2 separate regions of the Mus musculus genome follow, and region 2 is linked to region 1. The links are chromatin loops, found by intact Hi-C in ENCODE. Cell type or tissue: gastrocnemius. All regions are shown on one strand.

Region 1 (8,000 bases):
CCATTCCCACAGTGATACACTTCCTCCAACAAGGCCACACCTTCTAATAGTGCCACCCCCTGGGCCAAGCATATGCAAACCATCACAGTTATTTCTGGTACCTATCTAACACTTTTCTTCCTGATTCACCAGGTGTGAGAGCCTCTGCCACACTCTCTGCCATGCCTTCTGTGCCTTCACTCCCATAACTGTAACCACGAGCCCAAATAAATGTCCCCTCCCTCTGTCTAGTCTTTGGTCACAGTGACCTATGAGCGGGGCAATGTCCTTGTCCTCACAGGGCTTAAGGCATAGGCCCCAGGAGATACTGCAGGAAAGAAGCAGGCCTTGTGAACACTCTCCAGGATGAGAGCAAGGCTGTTTGGCCAAGTGACGTGAAGGTGGGCACTGAAGTGGGTGGATCACTTTGAGCACTGAAAAGGGACTTCTAGAAAGAGTTTCATCTGGCAGGAATGGCAGGAAGCCAGCACCTTATTGAAATCTGCAGAGCATCACATGCCTGCCTGAGGAGCAAAACAGCTCAGAGAGCTTTAGTGAATAAAGAGCACTGCCCTGTGGGGTCTGATGATGTGGCTGAGAAGGTTTAGAATAGTTGAGAATTGAGAATAGTCTAGAATGGGTCTTTATTATTGGCTTTCTGCCAGCAGTGTTCATGGAAGTCCATCACGGCAGGCCTACCTGCTCCTAATGAGGAAGAAGAGTAGAGAGGCCTCTTTGTCTTTGTTGGCAAATATTTTACATTTGCATCTCCCACGGCAAGAAAAGGTAGCACCACTAATATTACCCACAATGCCAAGGGCCTTTGGGAACACTTTGATCTTGCTTTTGTAGCACTCCAAAACCGTCTGCTTAATGTTGGTCGTGTTATGACTCTCGCGTGATATCATCATTGGTGAACCATTGATGGGACAAGGGCAGATCTTACCAAGAACCCTGGAACCTGTCAGTAATTCATTTACACAGGAAAGTTCTGTCAGGTTTATCACTTGGAATTTCTTTTTAAAATTATTTATGTGTGTGCACATGTGTGTTTTCATGTGTGTTTGCTTACACATACATGTATGCTACATGTGTGCGGGGTGTCTGCAGAAGCCAGAGGATGGTGTTGGATCCCCAGGAGCAGGAGTTACAGACAATTGTGAACTGCTTCACGTGGGTGCTGGAAAAGGAACCCTGATCCTCTGGACGAACAACAAGTTCTCTTAACCACTGAGCCACCTCTCCAGCCCCTATCATTTGGAATTTTATAGTCTAAGTGTGGAAGAACACATTTTAAAAACTTGTCTTTAATTCTTTAGGTATTGGCAGGAAAATGTGACCTCCTTGGATTTTTTGGCTGCACTCTTAGCTGCATGAGACTAGAGGAGAGGTCTCACACACACGAGGGATGTCTCTTTGTCATCTCATATGACTTCAGGCCAGCCTAGAGAGCACAATGGCATGGCCTCCATGAGGCCAGGGACACTGACTGTAGTAGCCTGTTGACCCTGTAGGCTCAGAGGAGAAGGCCTGACAGGGCAATGGACCCTGTGAGGGGTGATTGAACCACTGTGAGCAGCACTGTACGCTGGAGCAGCGATGCAGTCTCCATAATGCCATTCAAGGCCAGGGCCAGCAGAGGAACTTCTGTGGCCCGGAACCTTGACCTTGTCCTGTGTCTGACATGAAAACGTTCCAAGCTAGAGTCCCACACTAGGTAACCCATTCTCACTGGACCTGGTGACAGGAACACCTGCTGGCTAATGGCAATCATCTAGTCCCTGAGGTCCTTCCCCTCCTGGCACCCAGGGCTTCTCAGGGTAGGATGCAGGTGAAGGATAAGAAAATCAAATGCAGAAGGGGAGAAACCAGGACTGGTCCTGTGTCATCGGATTCAGGGTCCGGATGCCTCTCCCAGGGGGCACAGTTGGCAGTGGCCATTCCTAGCCTAGAGGAGGAGAGAGTTTTGACGAAGGTACCACAGGCCACCAGAAGCCATGTAGGAACTGGTCCAGGTTGGAACCACTGTCTGAGTAACCCTGAGAAGGGACATGGGGCCCAGGCAGCCATGCTGGTGTGGGCCACCAGGCTGTACTGATCTGTGCCTATGTTCTTGGGATCAGTCCAGCCTGGAGACTCTGGGAATCATCACACTGCTGAAAATAGCTCCATGAGATGGAATAATTCTGAGATTTCTCATTCCCAAACTTTCCTCTTCTTCCTAAAATGTGAGAAGCCAGCTCTGTCTCTTCCTAGGAGGACACAGAACTCTAGAGCAGGGATTATCCTCATAACGGTTTCTAGAACTACTATTGCTTATGTAAACTTACAAAAACCTCCCAGTCCTGGAGACAGACAGCTATGCTGTGAAAAGCCACAGACCCAACCCCCTTAAGAAACAGTACTTGGTTTGTACGTGTAATGGTTTCAGGGTTCTGTACCAGGCAACACTATGCTCTTATGGTGTCCCTGCCCCCCACCCCCACCCCCAATATCATTATTTTAGTCTGATGTCTGTTTAGCCAGGGGAATAATTAATTAACAATTAAATCTGCTGGAAACACACTGCCAACAGCACTCCGTAAATACTGACAATGACTGAGGCTGCTCTTTACTGGTATCATCAAATTGGTAAGAAAGTGGTGACATCCCACAGTCAGGTGTCTGAGGCTCTGTAACCTCACAGAGAAGGAAGTGACATTCAGAGAGCCAGAGGGGAGGGTGACCTATTGGACCTCTCACAAGACAGGAGAAGTCCTGGCTCTCAAGGCTCCTTTTTTTTTTTTTTTTTTTTTTCTACTTTGTTGCCCTGGTGTTTTTGAGAAATGGCCGAGACCCACACAAGCCGGTTCAGAAGTTTGTGATGTCAACTACTCCAAAGAACAGTAAAATCTCATTAAGTCCAAATAATTGGAAGAACAACATCTAGGCTGAGCTGGAGAAAGGTTTGAGCTATTTTTAAAAAAGATTCCCAGCGTCTTCCTCTCAAGGCCGTGTAGTAAATTAAAACAAATAAGTACAGAATGAGGCCGAGGAGGTCTAACCAAATTGGCTCAGAAAACAATATTTATGCACTCTATAAACAGCACATTAATAGTTTCGTGTAACTGGTGATTGCTAAAGATATTTTACGGATTTGGGGAGGTTTGTTGTTGTTGTTGTTGTTGTTAAAAATAAGCTAACTCTTTCCTTTGAAAGCTTATTTTTGCAGAGTTGGTGGTGCACACCTTTAAGCCCAGCGCTTGGGAGGCAGGCTGAGGCAGGTGAGTTCAAGGATAGCCTGGTCTACAAAGTGAGTTCAAGGACAGCTAAGGAAACCCTGCCTCAAAGCAAGCAAACAAACAAACAAACAAACAAGAAAGTAAAGCTTATTTTTATGTAAAAATGTACATAGGAAACTCACACATTTAAAAGTAAACAGAGGTCAAATAACTCATTAAAGCTATCATGACTTTAATGGTATATAGATTAATCAAATTTAATGACAAACTATAAAGCTAAACTAAGAATCAAATAGAACTGAGAGACTCCCATTCATTATCCCTCCTCCTCCTCTTCTTCCTCCTCTTCCTCCTCCTCTTTCCCCCTCCTCCTTCCCTCTTCCCCTCTTCCTCCTTCCCCTCCTCCCCCTCCCTTCTACCCCTCCTTCCCTTCCCCCTTTCTCCTCCATTTTCTTTCTTTGTTGTTTTGAGACAAGGTCTTCCTATGTAGCCTATCAGCCTCAGCCTCCCTCAGGATTGGAATTCTAGGGATACATCAGTACACTCAGTGTGTTCAATTTTCATCACTGAGAAAACAAACAACCACCAACAAGAGTAACCCAGAATGGCCCAATTAGGTTTTTTTTTTTTTTTTTTTGAAAGCAGCACAAATTCTTTACTACACATTAAGGATAGCCACTTTCGTCCCAAGAATCTTGCATGATCATCCTAAGCAGCCTTGACTTATCATAAAAGGATAATTATCAGTAAAATACAGTTTGGCTAGTTTTCCTCTCTCTTTCTCTCTCTCTCTCTCTCTCTCTCTCTCTCTCCAGTTTAGTTGTGTTCCACTGGGTCAGCACTATTTCTGTAGCTCACAGCAGTACAATGATGACATCTGTCTCCTTCATTTTTTACTCCCTTTTTTTCAGTCTCCAAGGCCAACAGAGTGCCTCCAGGTGCTTAGAAACCAGAAACATTTGTGGCTGTTACTTCTCTCCTGTGTCGCGGGTGTCCTGCCCTACCTACTGCCTTTGTGACAAATCCTTGCATTTGAAAGTCATCGATGTTTTGCTGTTTTTAAGAGGCTGAACATTCGTTAGGAAGATGTTGAGAAACTTGAGACTCTTCATCCGGTAGCTTTTTGTTTTGTTTTTTTGTTTTTCGAGACAGGGTTTCTCTGTGTAGCCCTGGCTGTCCTGGAACTCACTTTGTAGACCAGTCTGACCTCGAACTCAGAGATCCGCCTGCCTTTGCCTCCTGAGTGATGGGATTAAAGGCGTGCACCACCATGCCCGGCTCCGGTAGCTCTTTAACACAAGATCGCGCGTGCCTACCCCTGAAGCAGCTCATGGGTGCTTCTATTTTCCTTTTTTATTGCTTTGGTAGGCAGCTTGTGGGAAGTCCAGAGTGGATGAGGGCATGCTGTTCAGTAACGGTGGCTATTTGGGAAAACAATCTGAAAAGTTGATAAGCACGTGAGTGTGCTCACAGCGGGGGAGAATTCTAGGGAATCTGGTTGGAGACATATAAGGCTTTTCTTGCTGGGTTAGCTGTCCTGGATGTTATCCAAAGATTCACATGTCTTAGGACTAGGGGGAAAAAAACTGCCCAAAACAAAAAGGGATACAGACATTTCTGCCAAGTAACATGAATCTATGCCCATGAAATAGCTCTTGAAAGCAAAGCCAGGGCTTTTCAGGTCTTCCCTGCTGGTGAGCTGCTGCCCCCATCTGGAAACGTTGGGAACTGAAGTTTTTTATTTGTTCCAGGCCAGGTCTCATTCTCTAGGGGCTGCCTTTGTCCTGTGCAAATGTGTTTTTGCTGAAGTTTGAAGAAGTGCCATAATCTGATAAGTTTATTCAGTTTCTGTCGAATCCGAATAACTCCAAGGATTTTTATTTCCCCGGGTCGAAGATGTCTCCTTAGCTTCGGGAACCATCTGTTCTGGCTCCACTCTCCTAAGAGGCTAAGTTAACCACCGCATCCTCCTTGGCAGCCCTGAACTAGCAAGGAGCGCTTCCTGACTTGGCATCTTGCCTAAAAGTATCTGCCCTTAAAAGGTAGCGTTTGGACTTTGATGGTCAGGACTTGGGCTCTGATTCCACATTGGAAAGAGAGGCCCCTTGGTCTTGCAAACTTTATGTGCCTCAGTACAGGGGAACGCCAAGTCCAAGAAGTGGGAGTGGGTGGGTAGGGAAGTGTGTGTGGGGGGGGAAGGTATGGGGGACTTTTGGGATAGCATTGGAAATGTAAATGAAGAAAATTCCTAATTAAAAAAAAAATCTTTAGCCGGGTGGTGGTGGCACACACCTTTAATCCCAGCACTTGGGAGGAAGAGGCAGGCAGATTTCTGAGTTCGAGGCCAGCCTGGTCTACAGAGTGAGTTCCAGGACAGCCAGGGCTATACAGAGAAACCCTATCTCGAAAAAAAAAAAAATCTTTATACTTAACTCAAATAAACTCTTAGGCCTTAAATGAGCCTTCTCTTTTAATGAGTTCTGGGAGCAATATGCGCTTGGAGGAGAGACTGAGTATATATTTTTTAAAGTCAGATGGAGAAGCCCACCACTAGGAGCCAGTGTTGATATACAGTTCAAGAATAGCTTAACCATCGTCGTTCCTTCTGATGACATTTTTTAAATCAAAGGATAGAAAAATGATGAAAGGCTATGATATTCTGTGCTGTAATAAAGTTCTGGAAAGGATATTAAAGGGAAATACATTTTTCAGAGTAAGACATCTGGAAGTCCAGTAGCCTTTCTATCATCTAAGATGGAAAAATACTGAGCTTGCTTTGAGAATGTAAGAGAGATAGAAGATAGCAGTTGGCAAAGAAAACCAGGTTGGGCTCTAAATGCATTAGCTCTGTATTCTGGGAGCAGGGAATTAACTGCTAAAAAATTCTACAAGTTTGTTTTTTTTTTTTTCCAACTTCAAACACATTATCTGTTTTAATATTCTAGCATTCCAATGAAGTAAACAGTGCTGCTATTTTTTATAGCTGGAGAAATTGAGGTGTAGATATTTTGTACAGGACTAGAATTACAGAGCCACAACGAGTCAAGTGGAATCAAAACAGCCTCATGTCTCATTTGTCTTTTTTATTGTTTGAAAATTGTATGCACAGTCCACTCCCTCCCAGCTCCTCCCATATCCCCGTCTCTCAACTTCATGCCGTCTTTTTAACATCCACTGAGTGCAGTAAGTGCTGCCAGGACGTTGTTGGGTATGGAGCGGGGGGGGGGGGGGGGGGGGGGCAAAGGCAGGAGCATACAAATGACTGGCCTGGCAAGGTCAGCCCCCCTCCCCCACTCCACTGGAGCAAAGGTGGCATGAATGCTGGGAAAGTAGCCAGTCACTTCCTCATTGGACTGTGGAGTATTCAGTCCCAGAGTAATTTATCTCACTCCCGTCTCCCTAAGGCTTAGGTATCATCAGGAAACAGGGTGTGGAAAGAGTGAAGCAACTAGAGGTAGTACCAGGAAAGAGTATGACTTAGCTAGGATTCCTTTTGCTTTTCAGATCTGTTTTCCTTTTTTAAAAAAAATTTTTAGGGCTGGTGAGATGGCTCAGTGGGTAAGAGCACCGACTGCTCTTCCGAAGGTCTGAAGTTCAAATCCCAGCAACCACATGGTGGCTCACAACCACCCGTAATGAGATCTACTGCCCTCTTCTGGTGCATCTGAAGACAGCTACAGTGTACATATAATAAATAAATAAATCTTTAAAAAAAAAAAATTTTTTTAGTTTACACTGTAGCTGTCTTCCGACACATCAGAAGAGGGCATCAGATCCCATTACAGATGATTGTGAGCCACCATGTGGTTGCTGGGAATTGAACTCAGGACCTCTTGAAGAGTAGTCAGTGCTCTTAACCACTGAGCCATCTCTCCAGCCCTTAGTTAGGATTTCTACTGCTGTGATAAAAGGCCACGCTCAGAAGCAATCTGGAAAGGAAAGGGATTATGTCATCCTTCAGCTCATAGTCCTTCATCTAGGGAAGTCTAGACAGGAACTCAAAGCAGGAAGCTAGAGGCAGGAACTGATGCAGAAGCCAGGCAAGAAGACTGGCTTACTCAGTTTTCTTTCTTACACATCCCAGGACCACCTTTCCAGGATTGGCACCACATACAGTGGGCTAGGCTTTCCCACATCAATAATCAGTAAAGAAAATGCCCCTTGGGCTTGCCCACAGGCCATTCTGATGGGGGCACCCTCTCAGTCCAGGCTCCCTCTTCCCAAATGACTAGCTTGTATTGTGTTCACATAAAACTAGTTAGAACAGCAGTGGTTTCTGGATGCAACAGGCAATGGCACATATTCCTTTACAATAGTTGTGATCACGTGTGAAAGACCTACATAAGATCAATCCAGTCGAAACTCCCAGCATGAACGTGGGAGGGACTCATGAAGTCCCACCCCTAGCTGAAGCGGTATTGGCAATGGATGCCTTCTGTGGGAGAATCAGTTTTCTTTAGGGATTTGGCCCCAATAAAGCTACTCCTGCTCCGGTAGATGGCCTTACATGTGCCCACATATAAAGTCTGGCCCTCTGAAAGAGAAATACATTCTCTTAACCACTGAGCCATCTCTCCAGCCATGTCTTTTAATTAAAAAAAAATTTTTTTTATTTACTTATTTTTTTGAGACAGGGTCTCACTATGTCGCTCCAGCTGGCTTGGAACTTGATAAGGGGACCAGGCTGGTCTTGAACTCACAATCTCAGCACCTTGAGTGCTGTGAATAAATGCACAAGCCACTATGGGCGCAACTGTGAAGGACTTCTCTTGATCGAATTATTTGAAGTGGGAAAACCTA
Region 2 (8,000 bases), 180 kb before region 1:
CTAACACCCATGCCTTTAGTTTTTAAACATTTCATTGTCTTCCCTACTCATTTCCAATACCCTAAATTGGGCCACTGTTAACTATAAGTGAATCTACAAAAAAAAAAAAAAAAGAAACTTCCCCTTGCTCTCAAAACAAGTGATTCTCTGAGGGTGGAAGTGAAGCAGCTCTCATGAACACTTTAGCATGTCATCCTCAGAGGTAATTTCTCTATATGCACCTTACAGTGGCCCCAAAAAATTTGCTTTGAAGAGAGGGTACATTTATAAACTTGGAGCTCAATCCATTAAGTCATATAAATGCCACATTGTATATTTACTGTGGACAAAACAAAAAATTTAAAATAAGAACATCTTTAACATAACTCAGGGAACATTTAGTGGACTGTCTCTCTCATTGTCTCTCTCTGCATCAGGACTGCCTCCTACCTTTAAAAGCTTCTGTTTACACATGGGATAGTTTAGATAACAATATAAACTCATTTTCTGGGAAAACCTTTTAAGTTACATTACATAAATAGGCTAAAAATACCATCGCCTCCTATTTCCAAGCAATTAGGCAGGATTTTAACATGCTCTAACATAAAGTTCAGGCCTCACGACTGCAGTCGTGAGGCCTGAACACAGTGTGCTCAGCAGTAAGGTGCTTCTGCTTTCTCACCCTCTTCCATCTAAAGTCTTGATGGTCACTGGCAACACCAAGCACAAATAAAATGTTCAATATGCACATTTAGCTTTATATAATCATTTATATTCAGTGCAAAGATGAGGAAAAATTAAAGGTCTCCGCTTTCCCTGTCAAGTGCTTGCATCTTAAGCAATAGTCTGAAATGTCCTGCAGTTGGTCAGGATCTATACTTATTTTACTGGTAAAATGTAAGAAAGCTCAAAACTCCCTGACAGGCCCACTAAAGACCCAAAGTCACTGTGCAGATTGATGTCTGTTGATGAGTGTATTACAAGGCTGGACTCAAAATATTGGTTTAAATAAATACAAACATATTCTGTGAGTGGATTCCATAAAGAAGTCTCAGGGAGTCTAGAGAATGCAACTGTATCAATGTGCGTGCCCCCATGCCATGTGGATGCTGTCATTCTATATCCTACTGAATTCTAATTCTTAGTGTGTGGTGTCTGCAGTACACCGTGCAACTTACCACATTCTAGGACTTACTGTGGCACCAAGGATTGTTCGACATTCATATTTATACAAATGAGAACCCTCTGAACGTTCACACACACTGTAGAGTCCACAAAGTGTTCACTATACTACACCAGTATCTTTTAAAAAATGGATTTTGCAACAGGTGTAGTCGCACATGCCTTAGTCCCAGCACTCGGGAGGCAGAGGCAGGCAAATCCCTGAGTTTGAGGCCAGCCTGATCTATAGAGGGAGTTCCAGAGCAGCTAGGGCCACATGGAGAAACCCTGTCTCAGGAATGGGGAGGGGGAAGAAAGTTTTAAGTGCATGATGAGCAACTAAGGAATGATTGTTTTTATGCTGTCTCATGAACTTCATATCCCTATATAAAGCACTCTTTAACTAGGGTCATTGCTTAGACCCTAAAATCCTCATTCGCCAGCAATTTCTTACTACTAAAAACCAACTAGGACCTTTAACCTAGAGATATCTTTTCTATACATAGCACATCGGCTACTATACATTATTTTGGTTGTATCGGGGACATATTTGAAATTTGACATTCAAGTATGAATAATAACACTAGATTAAGCATCTAGTTAACTCCTGCTTTCCCATCTTCAGTATAAAACACTTGGGAACAGCAAAGACAAGCAGTGTCTGTGGATACTGGGCACCGTGGAAGGCTAACTACACTGGGAACTGGAAACATTGACTGACTGCCATGACAACTAGACACATGAATGAACTCTGAAGGCCAGAGCTTATCACTTATGGTCTGATGACTGCATCTAAAATTAAGCAAAACTTCTGTGTCTAGGAAAGTAAGGGAGAAAAACCACATCATGCTTATTGTCATTTTCCTGGGGCCCTAAAACCACTTTAAATTAATGAGGGCTCACCTGGTGATTTGATGAACACATGTATACTAGTTATTTTAAATTATATTATTATGAGTAACTCCAATGTGTGTGATTTTGTGAAGTAAAAATCTTTTCTTGAGGATTAAGAAGCCAATGCTAGAGATGGAACATAAGGTGTTGCACTTTACTACTGAGCCATGCTCCAGTACAAAAACAAGACTCCCGAGGCAGAGAAGCTGGCATGTTGGGAGAGAATCATTTACTTGAAAACAGGCTGAAGGCTCACTCCAGGCTGTAATCTTGGATTGTCAGGATGTGCTGAGAGCTGCTCATTGTCCCAGTTCATCCCCACTTACAAAGCCCAGGCACGTGGTGCTAAACAGAGTACAACACAATGGCTTTTGATAAATTATATTTCATATTTTCCTATAGTTTAAAAAAAGGGACTGGAGAGATTGCTCAGAGATTAAGAGCACACACTGCTCCTTCAAAAGACCCAAGTTTGGTTCCTAGTAACCAAGCCAGAGCCTCTGTACATAGTTTACATAATTTAAAGTAATTTTTAAAATGAATCTTAAAAAAAAACAAAAACCAAAAACAACCAGGGACGCAGGCATCTTGGTGCATACCTGTAAGAGAGGCAGAGAGAAGCAGACTGCTGCAGAGTGCCTGGCCTGCACAGCAAATCCTAGGCCAGCCAGGGCTACACAGCAGGGCCTGGCCTCAGAAGTAAGTAAGCAAAGAACCTGAATATATAATGCATCGATGGATAGATCTGTAAATATTACAAGTTTATAAACGATGGCTGATTTTTAGAACATTTGTAAGTTTTGAAGCTTTTCAAATATTTCTTTATCTAGCCAATGACTCTTTGGGTTAAACACATTTTGGTGCTTTACTGGGGGTATAAAGGACACACAGATCATCTTAGAATGAGGCTTATATATCAGAGCTCTTTTAATTGTTGCGGACAAGATGTGTGAATTATGCTTGGACTAAAACCAATATATAAAGTAATTGCTACATGAGCTCCCAGTCTCATCAATAAACATGAATGTTTTAAGTGCAAAAATTTGGTTTTCTATAACCCGTTACAAGAATCTTTTTCATAATTAAAGAAACACATCTCTTAAAAGTGACCAGGAAGCCATGTTCCTGGAGGAAAACTATGGCGGGCATTGAGAGGCTTTCGCTTCTGGGAAGATTCTGGGCAACGCCGGGAAAGAACTTTCTACAAATGAAGTTCTTTTTGGTATTTCAATTCCTCCATATAAAGCACACACTACAATGTACTGTAAACTGGGTCCAGCATATCTGCCCTCATGCATGTTCACATAATCAAACCAATGACAATCCCTGCCGGCCCCGTTCATAAATGGACCCTTTAAGATACAGCCAGGTCAGCATTGGATCTACACATGTGAGTTTAAAGATTTAGTGACAGCAACAAACGTTCTCCTAAAGTTCTATACACAGAATAAAAAAACAAAAAACAAAACCACTAAAATGCCAGCTGGAGGCTTCGGGCCCAGCTGCCTTCTGGACCTTTACTGAATACATGCTCCTCACCACGGAGCATAACAATAAAAACGTAACCGGGTGCACGGCTTGTAATTTGAATCCCCACTGTTGAATCCTGCTTTTTTGATTCTCAATAGGAAAGTCTTGAGTTATAGTAATCAAGCAGTAGTTCAAACAAAAAGACTAAAAATAACATTATCAAATTACAAAGCATTGCTTCTCATAAACAGGATGCACATAAAATTCAAACTATTCTAAATTCAGAATTATGAAACGCTATTTTAAAAGCATGGAAATTTTAACTTCAAATTCTTACAAAATGTAAGACTGTGGCCTCTTAAAAATATGCCTTGTTAAATGTGTCGTGTTCTGGTGCACACATTGATAGGTATATCTCCACTGGCTTCTCAGATACTGAACTTCTCTGGAGATGAATAATGTGGAAATTTTAAGTGCATTTCATGGTTTTTTTTTAATTCCTGACCATAACTACCTTGATCAATGTCTTCTGTAGCATGTCTCTCTGTCTCTACAAGCTGACATGGAAGCGGCTGTGCTTCAGCACAGATCTTCTCAGTTCACTGAAAGATGAATCCCAAAGTAGCTCGTACAGCAGACCTCTGCCAACCCAGTGTTCTTCCAATTCATAGCAATGGGACTGGCCACTATGAGATTATGATTGGGCAGATGGGGAGGAGGGGTGGGGAAGGAACAGCCGTCTCCAGGAGGCTTGTTCTCTCTGCAGTCGGGAACATTGCACTATCAATGAGAGGGACTGGACAGTAGTAACCTCCCGTTTGTGCTTCCTTTTTCAAACCACTTTGTCAATATACTCAGGACATAATGGAATCCAATTGTGGGACCAAGAGCTTAGATTTTTTCCCCAAAGGAACCAGAGCCAGTCTTCATCCATGGGTATTTTTCTTCTCTCTTAAGTCACCTGTTTGCAAACAAAATGATACAATATTAGAACAAAATGCCTGTAGGACATAAGTCAGTTCCCTCCCACTCTTGGAAATACCTTCAATGCACACTTGTTTTAATAGTCACCTATGTGGTAATGGTATAGGGTTTCCTTTAAATAAAATGTTTATAATTTTTAAGTTAGATGTTATTTTATGTGTATGAGTGTTTGCCTGAGTATGTCTAGGTACCATGTGCATTCAGTGCCTGTGGAGGCCACAAGAGGATGTCAGATCCCCTGTGACTGAAGTTACCTACTGAGCTGCCATGTCGGTACTGTGAATTATATACAGGGCCTCTGGGAAAGCAGGCGATGATCTTAACAGTTGAGCCACCTCTCCAGCCCCATGATGTTTGTATTCTTAAAGTAGTAAGAATAAAAGTCATTTCATATAGATTTTGGTCACTATTTTTTTTTTCCATTTTTTATTAGGTATTTAGCTCCTTTACATTTCCAATGCTATACCAAAAGTACCCCATACCCACCCACCCCCACTCCCCTACCCACCCACTCCCCCTTTTTGGCCCTGGCGTTCCCCTGTACTGGGGCATATAAAGTTTGCGTGTCCAATGGGCCTCTCTTTTCAGTGATGGCCGACTAGGCCATCTTTTGATACATATGCAGCTAGAGTCAAGAGCTCCGGGGTACTGGTTAGTTCATAATGTTGGTCACTATTGAGAGTGTTGGATTCCCTTTTGTTTCTGCTCCTCTTAGGAAAGTAACACCCATTAAATGGGTGTCTTTAAACTTCAATACAGGCAGATAGGTTTTATCAACTGGCCTATTAGAGGAAGTTTAGATAAAAACCATTCTTTAAATATACACCAACAAGAAACATGTTTCTGAAGTTATACATGGGCACTGAGTATCTGAAACATAGCTTGTGTGACTCAGAAGCTAACCAATTTTAGACTATAAGGCTCATATTTTTCCAATAAGTATATTTTTGTTTTGATAGGATACTTCACTGAGATGTGCTAGCAGGAATTACAACATAAAAACAGCATCTGAATCAAAACCTGGGTTTTGGGGCCTTAAATCTAAAAGGCTAAGTGCAGAGGGGTAACTATTCAAAATGTTATGTCACCTGCATACTGAAAGGTATTGTTGTAGCCCCTGTCAGATAAACATTATTAGGATAAATTTCTTGTGTTCCCTTTTCTGCAGCTTTCTTAGAATGATATATGTGCCCCATTTTCTTTTCACAGTTATACTTAGAAGTTTGAGAAAGGGCTGGAGAGATGGCTTAGCGGGTAAGAGCACTGACTGCTCTTCCAAAGGTCCTAAGTTCAAATCCCAGCAACCACATGGTGGCTCACACCATCGGTAATGAGATTTGATGCCATCTTCTGGTGTGTCTGAATGTACTACAATGTACTTACATATAATAATAAATAAATCTTTTTAAAAAAAGATGAAATTTGAGAAAGACCCTACATGAGACAAATCAGAACCTTGTCATAAATTATAATTCTGTCTCATGAAGCTACTTCAGGACACTGTTAGCCATGGCTATCTCTGGGAAGCCTTACAGTAGGATGAGGCAGAGCAACATTCATCTTTCAAAAGGAACTCTAAAACTTTCAAAGGTGTATAGATCACACATCTGCTGATTGTTTCAATACTTTAAGAACTACCAGCCCCTTGCAGTCCCTCACACAGTGTCCTGACACTCATGGCCAGACATGTAAATCACCTCAGCTGAAATATACAGATGCTGAGGCCCTGCCTTACGTGTCAGCCAAGACCTGGTGAGATGGGAGAAGACAAGCATGGAAATGCTGGCAGAAGCTGCCGTAGCAAAAGAACTAAGGATAGCGAGCGAGCAGTGGTGACTGGCTGAGATACACGTGTAAGCAGCAAGAGAAGCCACAGGAGACATAGCAGGAGCAAGAACAATAAAGAGGGAGGTGATACATGAATATCTACTATGGAAGAGACTCTAGGAAGACAACCCGAGCCTCTGAATATCAACACACTAATGAGAAACACTGAGGTCTGTATACTCCTCTATGTTTCTTAAGAAAATAAATGCCAGTCTTTTTTATAAAGTACAGTATAATATACACATATGTGAGCAAAACAGTTGAAATCAGGGCCTCTGCACACAACAGCAATAAAGGGAAACACGGGGGGAAGGCAATGCTCAACCACATGCCGGAGAGAGTGTGATGTTAGCCTGTGTGTGAGCTTGAGGGGCACGGTGCAGGGAAAGGTGTTTTCCGAATGCACCTCTAGGTCCTAAAGTAACAGGTAACAATCCTTTTAGGAGTAATGCTTTGTTTGAATACTTCATATTTTATTGCACCAAGTTTTAGAAATCCATGTGCACTTGCATATACATTAAAAATCCACTTAGATTTGGAGTCAGAGACAGGAATCCACACTTAACAAGTGCCTAAGGCTAGTTCATAGACTCCTACATAGTCAAGGACCACGGTACACACCCTCTCATCCTAAGATGACCCTGTATACATCCCTGCTAAAATTTATTTTAAAAATGAAGCTTTCCCCCCAAGCCCCATGAGACAAGATCTGTCTGTAGTCTTTGCTGTCCTGGAGATGACTATGTAGACCATGCTGGACTGAACTCAGGGATGCTTCCTCTGTCTCTAAATGCCTGAGATTAAAGGTGTGTGCCACCACACCCAGGGTAAAAAAAAAAAAAAGCTGTCTTGTCTATATCCCCTCTAGAAAGAGTGCTCCCTCTCTCTTTGGGGTTTGCTTGTCTGTTTTTGTTTTGAGATGGAGTTTGGATACATAATAAACGCTGTCCTCAAAGTCCTCAATCCTTTAACTATGTAACTAACTTATGACATATGCCATAATCACTATTCTTTTAATGTAGTGTAATTTGTGCTAATAACCTTTAATGTCACAACTCACAAAGACCAAGGCAGATGAGAAGGGAGGCAAAGACTAGCCTGATCTATATATCTAGTGGCCAGACCAGCTAAAGCTACAAGATGAGATCCCATTTGGTGGGGAGGGGGGTACCCTGCAGGGGTGCGCAAGCAAGCAGCAGATTGCAAGAATTACAATGCATGTGTGTAAACAATTATACTGTACACAGGATTCAAGTTGTTTATAACTTATTTATCAATGTAGCTATAATGTTTATTATAGACAATGAAGAATGGCTGAATAGTTTTCAATATTTAGAAAGCTATATAACCAGACAACTTAGTAATTTTCTAGACTGAGAAAACTCCCTTATGGGCAGCTAAGAAAGGATCAAAATTCAGTAAGCCTAACTTAAGTAATTCAGTTAAAAAGGCTTTTCTGGTCAAGTTAAAAATAAGACTATATCTCTTTACTTGGAATATAACTACACTGTAGATATTTTTAACGAGCAAGATAGAAAAAACACACAGCTAGAAGTCTTTTAAAGGTGCTTTCCAGAGTTGGAGAAATGGCTTAATGATTCAGTGCTCTTGAAACCCTGCAAGAAGACCTGAAAAAGATACCTAGACTATATGTCAGAGGGCTCACAACTGCCTGTAACTGTATC

The links. Hi-C counts contacts between places; a loop is a spot of excess contacts. Peaks named below come from ENCODE experiments on the same cell type or tissue, not always from the same donor. Only the 100,000 strongest peaks of a DNase experiment are listed, where the experiment ranks them.
Region 2: it touches region 1 in a loop (3-fold over the local background); 4 of 42 quality-filtered maps call a loop at or near these places.

Annotation. Positions count from the first base shown.
Region 1 is chr13:93,608,222-93,616,221 of GRCm38, forward strand. No RefSeq gene overlaps it. Among named protein-coding and RNA genes, the nearest start is that of Gm31977, 14 kb to the left of the region's middle. In gastrocnemius, CTCF peaks have their summits at 4,910 (motif pointing left) and 6,847 (motif pointing left); DNase peaks (open chromatin) are centred at 4,915, 5,173 and 6,490; H3K4me3 peaks cover 501 bases; H3K27ac peaks cover 576 bases.
Region 2 is chr13:93,430,955-93,438,954 of GRCm38, forward strand. It overlaps Jmy (junction-mediating and regulatory protein), which reads right to left. Exons shown (of 11, transcript NM_021310.3): 11 at 1-4,465. Among named protein-coding and RNA genes, the nearest start is that of Gm6109, 13 kb to the right of the region's middle. In gastrocnemius, no CTCF peak of the experiment used is centred here; no DNase peak of the experiment used is centred here; H3K27ac peaks cover 1,200 bases.